Linked DNA regions of Homo sapiens: region 2 is linked to region 1. A link is a loop called in an ENCODE intact Hi-C map of the cell type or tissue named here. Cell type or tissue: HCT116. All regions are shown on one strand. Links, peaks and the distances in the headings refer to the core of each region. The heading gives the core; the rest is flanking DNA. Region 1 has its middle 42 kb from the start of FBXO5. Region 2 overlaps MYCT1 (MYC target 1).

Region 1 (2,926 bases), core at 108-2,607:
ATAATACATCTTGTGGAATAAACTTTGGGATCCTTAAGAAGATATTTTGGGAACAGGAACCTTCCTTGAGGCCTCTGAAATCAACCCACAGATCTCTACTCCTTTATGACTAAGACTGACCTTTATGGACACTATTAGCTTTTTAGCTCTCCACTCCTGGAGCTATAACAACCATCTCAGATGAAGGAAAAAAAATGGAGGCTACAGATGATGTATAAGTGAGTCACAGGAAGAAAATGATAATGTATCTATTCCCAGATGGCAGTTATATTTTAGGATAATCTACCTTTCACCAAATACAGGGTGTGGACAGAATTATTATTTTTATTGCTTTTTAAAAATCACATTCTTCAACATATTTCAAAACTTCATTTTTTATGATACCTTTTAAACACGATTATAAGAGAAATGACATATCAGAGGGATAAAATGATATTTTAAATTTGAGCTGCCATCATATGATTGACTTTCATATTGGTAATTCTTTTTGCTTATTTATACATGAGCACTGTGTGTCAATTTAGGGGAAATAACACCTATTTCTCATTTTTTCTGTAGTTTTCATTTTATACCAAGTTTATCTTAAGTGCTTTACCAATTGTTCTTTAAATTTATTTGAACCGTGCGTATAGTATAGTATAATCTTTTGCTGTGTGACACTATTGGTTTTATAGCTTTTATACAGCAAAGCATTACTCTCTGGAAATAATTGTTAACGTTAAAATACTGAGCACATTATTAAAAGTGACAGATTTATTCAGGCAGATTGAATAGCACGAGCATGAGTGAGATCTGTGTATATTATTTTGAGATATAGCTTTGAGTAATTCAGTCCTTAGTTACCAGAATTGAAAGAGAAAAAAATGATTTTAAAGGTCTAGAACACCCTTAATAGCCTTATTTTTCTCTTACAGTTAAAATGTAATGCCAAAATACATTAAGTAATTTCATTTATTATTCTAATATGCTCATTAACATTATATAATAATAAAAAACATAGTTGGAAAATAATAAAGGGGTAGATTGACCAAATGTTATCCAGAGGCATTATGCAAGACAGACAGGAACATCTACTCACCTGCCAAAATATGTTCTTCTGCTCTTTCCGAATTTTGAGTATATGTTTATCTTTAAAGTATGCATTTCTGATTGTTAGATGCTACTATATGTTGCTGTTCAAAAATTTCTTCTTAAAATGTTTTTGAAAGATGTAGGGCTTCAGAGACATTCTTTTATTGATAAGCATTAGAGAATACTGGTGTTCTTACCACTAGCAAACAAAAACGGGAACATGAGGAAACTTCAGGAGGTGTTGGATATGTCTATTGTCTTGATGGAGTACTCTGGTTTCTCTTTAAATCATATTGTCTTGATTGTGGTGATTGTGATGATGATATTACAGGTGTTCAGATATGTCTAAACTCATCACGTAGTACATGTTAAATATATATGATTCTTTATGTATAAATTATACCTCTATAGAGCTTTGAGAGAGAGTGAGAAAAAGCATTTCCGGCAGGCAGAATATGTTTCAAGGCCCAGAGGTAGGAGGGGGCATGGCTGGTGAAAGGAAGTCTGCGTGGAGGGACGTCAGGCTGGATGCCTGCTCTCCAGTTCCTGGCAGCTCTGGTAAGCCAGGTATGAAGTCCCTCAAATGCCAATGGCAACCTTTCACAGAAGGCTGTACACAGGGAAAGGACATGGTCAGATTTGCTGTTTTGGTAGATTGCACTGGCTGCTTTATGTAGAGTGGATTATATATATATATTTTTCTTGTGAAAATGAGAGTTAAAAGAAGGTGGAAGAATAGATGAAAACAATTTTCTTTTTCCGGAAAAGAAGATGCTGATGGCTTATATCTCTAGGGTTATGAAAAATTAGATACAGCTTTTTTTTTCTTTTGGCTTGGAAAGTTAGCATAGACTTCAGAAAAACGATAAGTTGTGAGCAATCAGTAACTGTATGTTAAATGTAAAGCTTTTCTGGCACCTATTGTATGGTGAGAACAAAAAGAATTATAGTTGAATTAATCAGCAATTATTAACAGTTGCTAATTTATTTATTTTTATTTTATTTTATTATTTTTTTTTAGAGGGAGTCTTGCTCTTGTTGCTCAGGCTGGAGTGCAGGGGCACGATCTCAGCTCATTGCAACCTCCGCTTCCCAGGTTCAAGCGATTCTCCTGCCTCAGCCTCCCGAGTAGCTGGGATTACAGGTGCGTGCCACCATGCTGCCTATTTTTTGTATTTTTAGTAGAGATGGGGTTTGACCATGTTGGCCAGGCTGGTCTCAAACCCCTGACCTCGTGATCCGCCTGCCTCAGCCTCCCATAGTGCTAGCATTACAGGCGTGAGCCACCGTGCCTGGCAACAGTTGCTAATTTATTTATTCCTTTAACAAATATTTATCTTTGTACCGAGCATTGTGGTAGACACTGGAAGCAGTGAACAAAATACATATGTCTTCACTCATGGAATTGGTAGTCTATACATTCTGAATCAAGATGTTGATAACTTTGGTTGGGCACGGTGGCTCACGCCTGTAATCCCAGCACTTTGAGAGGCTGAGGCGGGCGGATCACGAGGTCAGGAGATGGAGACCATCCTAGCTAACATGGTGAAACCCCGTCTCTACTAAAAATACAAAAAAATTAGCCGGACATGGTGGCGGGCGCCTGTAGTCCCAGCTACTCGGGAGGCTGAGGCAGGAGAATGGCACAAACCCGGGAGGTGGAGGTTGCAGTGAGCCGAGATCGCGCCACTGCAGTCCAGCCCGGGCGACAGAGTGAGACTCTGTCTCAAAAAAAAAAAAAAGATGTTGATAACTTTTTGAAGTCTGAACTCCGCTGGGTAAGCTCTGTTAATTGCAATGGCCTGTCCAACTTTTCATCCCTCACAGTCCGTAAACCTTCAGTCATTGAGCTCAT
Region 2 (2,926 bases), core at 332-2,831, 220 kb after region 1:
TGGGAGATAGAGGCTGCAGTGAGTCCTGATCATGCTACTGCAACTCCCGCCTGGGCGACGGATCAAGACCCTGTCTCAAAAGAAAAAAAAAGAAAAATCTAAGATTGTAAAATGTCAATATGATTCACTTGTCATTCTAAAGAAAGTAAAATCCAAATCCCTTAGAAGATTTTTCTTTAAAGTGACACAGTGATTTTTTTTCTCTTTTTAGTCACATTGGAAGTAAATGAGGATTGTAATCCACAAATATCTGAAGTTTTAATTTTAATTAAAATATATATAATGCATCTTAGCTGATTCTTACATTAGAATCACTATTTTTAATAAGCCTCACATTGAATACAAAATACATAAATATAAAACGCTTGGGGGAAAATATTACATTTTTTGAAACAAAAGGGAAAACGTGTTTGAAGAAAATGTGTTTTACATTGTAATGTCCAACTTGCACAACCATGTTTCAACTTGGAACTCATGAGTTATTTGGGCCATGCCCTCAAAATTCTGTTTAGCCTATTTTTGATTTCCTTTCAATAAAAGACAAGACAAGAAAGAAACAAAAACCAAAAGCCACCCTACTCAGGAATCTGGGAATGCCTTGATGATGGACTCATAGGCAGGTGGGGGCGGTGTTGAAAGGCCCACTCGAAGACTGTTACTGGACCAGTAGTCAGGACGGCTCAGACTGTGGGAAGTGCTGATGGTGGGAGAGATATTGGAAGAAGGGAGAGTCACCAGCTGACTCTCAGTTTCCACAGGAAGTGGTGGACATTGCAGAAAGGGATGGAAAGTAGAAGCTCTGAAACTTGATTTTCTTGGAAAGGAATTTGCTTGTTCCAGGGAAGCTTGTCGCTGGAAGGTGAGACTGGCCAGGCTGAGGTTGCTTCGACGTTCACAGCCACTGTGGCGGTAAAATCCAGTTCTGTTGAGGCCGTGGGTGTAAGAAGACCTAGATCTCCTGCTTGAACTCCACTGTGAGATGGGAGCACTGGCTCTTCTTCTTCGAGACAGACAAATGAACACAGCCCAAATAAATCCTCCAAGTACCAGCCCGATTGCCATGGATACAGTGAAGGACATGATAAGGTCCTCTGAAACAAAGAAAACAAATTGCTAAATCAATTTTTAAATAGGTTTTCAACTAAAAACAAGGGTCAGCATATATACTGTAATTCAAAGAATACATGATTAATTTAAACATACTTTGAATTAGGGAAATAGAAGACAGTGTTAGGTGGATATGAACAAATGGAAGCTGATAATGCTTCCATTTATTCAAGCAGAAAGATACAAAATAACACTTTCAGCTGCGGCATTCCAGGTCACTTAACCTGTTTTATCATCTTTAAGAAATAAAAGATAAAAGTAGTCTTACTTGATGTCATTAATTTATGGCATTTAGTTCATCCATTTTTTACAGAGCTGCAAATGTAGCCCAAAGTTGATTTCCTTTTGAGTTATAGTAGTAACTAATGTGCCAGATTGATAAAGAATTTTGTCATCACTTTGATGTTGCCTTTTCCTCTGTCTGCTTTCATCAATCACATTGATTTCTGCCACCTGCAGTCTTCATGATGCCTCACTTCCTTTGCTCTTTCTGAGACAGGAAGTGCTGGGATAGAACCATCTGGCCAGCTGACTGATTTATGTCATATTTCCTGAACTCCCAGACAGTCACCTATATCTCTGACTCTTTGATGACTTGACCTGTGCAGACTACTGGGCTCTTTCTTGTTTCCCAGGTTCCAGCTCATGCTTCTGTTACGCCCTTGTGATGATGAAATTCCTGTCACCTGAACCTCCATAGAGCCTCGGCTACGTACCAGTATTCTGTAATTTGTAGAACTTGTAATTTGTTCAGATTTCCCTTTCTGGGGAGAAAAATGCCTTTTCCTAATGGAAATGCTACCTTACTGCCTCTTGTAAACTAAATACATATTCTTGAATGAAACTAGGTAACTGAGTCTCCCCTCACCACACCACTTTGCAAAGAAAAATTCTGGGTATTAGAAGACTCCTCCAGCCTGTTGGTCCCCCACATTTCCCCTCCATGATCAAACCCCTTGTCCCCAACGTTTCCCCTCCATGATCTAACCCACAAGTCATGCTCGTTTCTCACTGTACCAAAGCCTGTCATTCTCTCTAAAACTCTGAGCTTTTCCACATATTTGTCCTTTTATCTGAATTCAATTTTTTAAGCTTCTGTCTGGAAAACTCATTCTTCAAGCTCTACCTTCAAGTATCACATCTTCAGTAAAGACTCCTACATTTCCTAGACAAAAATAAGTTACTGCTAAGTAGAAAGGTAAGCTATCATATCTAATTGCTTATGTAGGTAGTCTGTATTGAGAGAGCCATAGCCTGAAAATTAGCTGATGGGTGTTGTGAGACTGGGGAAGAGGAGGAGAAAATAGCCACAAACGTTTTGCTGTTCCTCCCATCAAGAGATAGAGTCTATTTCCCCACCCCTTGAATCTGGGCAGGCTTCATGACTTGCTTTGACGGTAGGATGCAATGGAATTGAAGCTATACAAGTTCAAGCCTAAGCTACAAGAGGCTCAGCATCCACCCTTCCTTCTCTTGGGACCCCTGCCATTGTCAGCATATAAATAAGGCCAGACTAGCCTGCCAGATGATGAGAGACACATGGCCCAGGAACCCCTACTGCCCTAGCCAAGAGCCTGCTAACCTGGACATATGAATGGTGTCATCCTAGATAATTCAGATGCTAGTCAACTCACCAAATGACTGTGACACATGAGCAAAGACCAGCAGAAAATCCACCAAGCTGATTTCATCTCAAATTACCAATCCACAGGATTGTGAGCTAAGCAAATTATTATTAGTTTAAGCTACTATGTTTGGGGGTGGATTGTTACATGGCAAAAGCTCTCTGATAAAGGGTTCCAAACTCAGCTCTGTTCCT

Evidence for each region. Peaks named below come from ENCODE experiments on the same cell type or tissue, not always from the same donor. Only the 100,000 strongest peaks of a DNase experiment are listed, where the experiment ranks them.
Region 2: it touches region 1 in a loop (4-fold over the local background); 3 of 110 quality-filtered maps call a loop at or near these places.

What each region holds. Positions count from the first base shown.
Region 1 is chr6:152,939,169-152,942,094 of GRCh38, reverse strand. No RefSeq gene overlaps it. Among named protein-coding and RNA genes, the nearest start is that of FBXO5, 42 kb to the left of the region's middle. In HCT116, for the core only: no CTCF peak of the experiment used is centred there; no DNase peak of the experiment used is centred there; H3K27me3 peaks cover 1,447 bases.
Region 2 is chr6:152,719,907-152,722,832 of GRCh38, reverse strand. It overlaps MYCT1 (MYC target 1), which reads right to left. Exons shown (of 2, transcript NM_025107.3): 2 at 1-1,091. The coding sequence ends at 580. Among named protein-coding and RNA genes, the nearest start is that of MYCT1, 23 kb to the right of the region's middle. RefSeq lists an enhancer at 445-1,644. In HCT116, for the core only: no CTCF peak of the experiment used is centred there; a DNase peak (open chromatin) is centred at 1,682.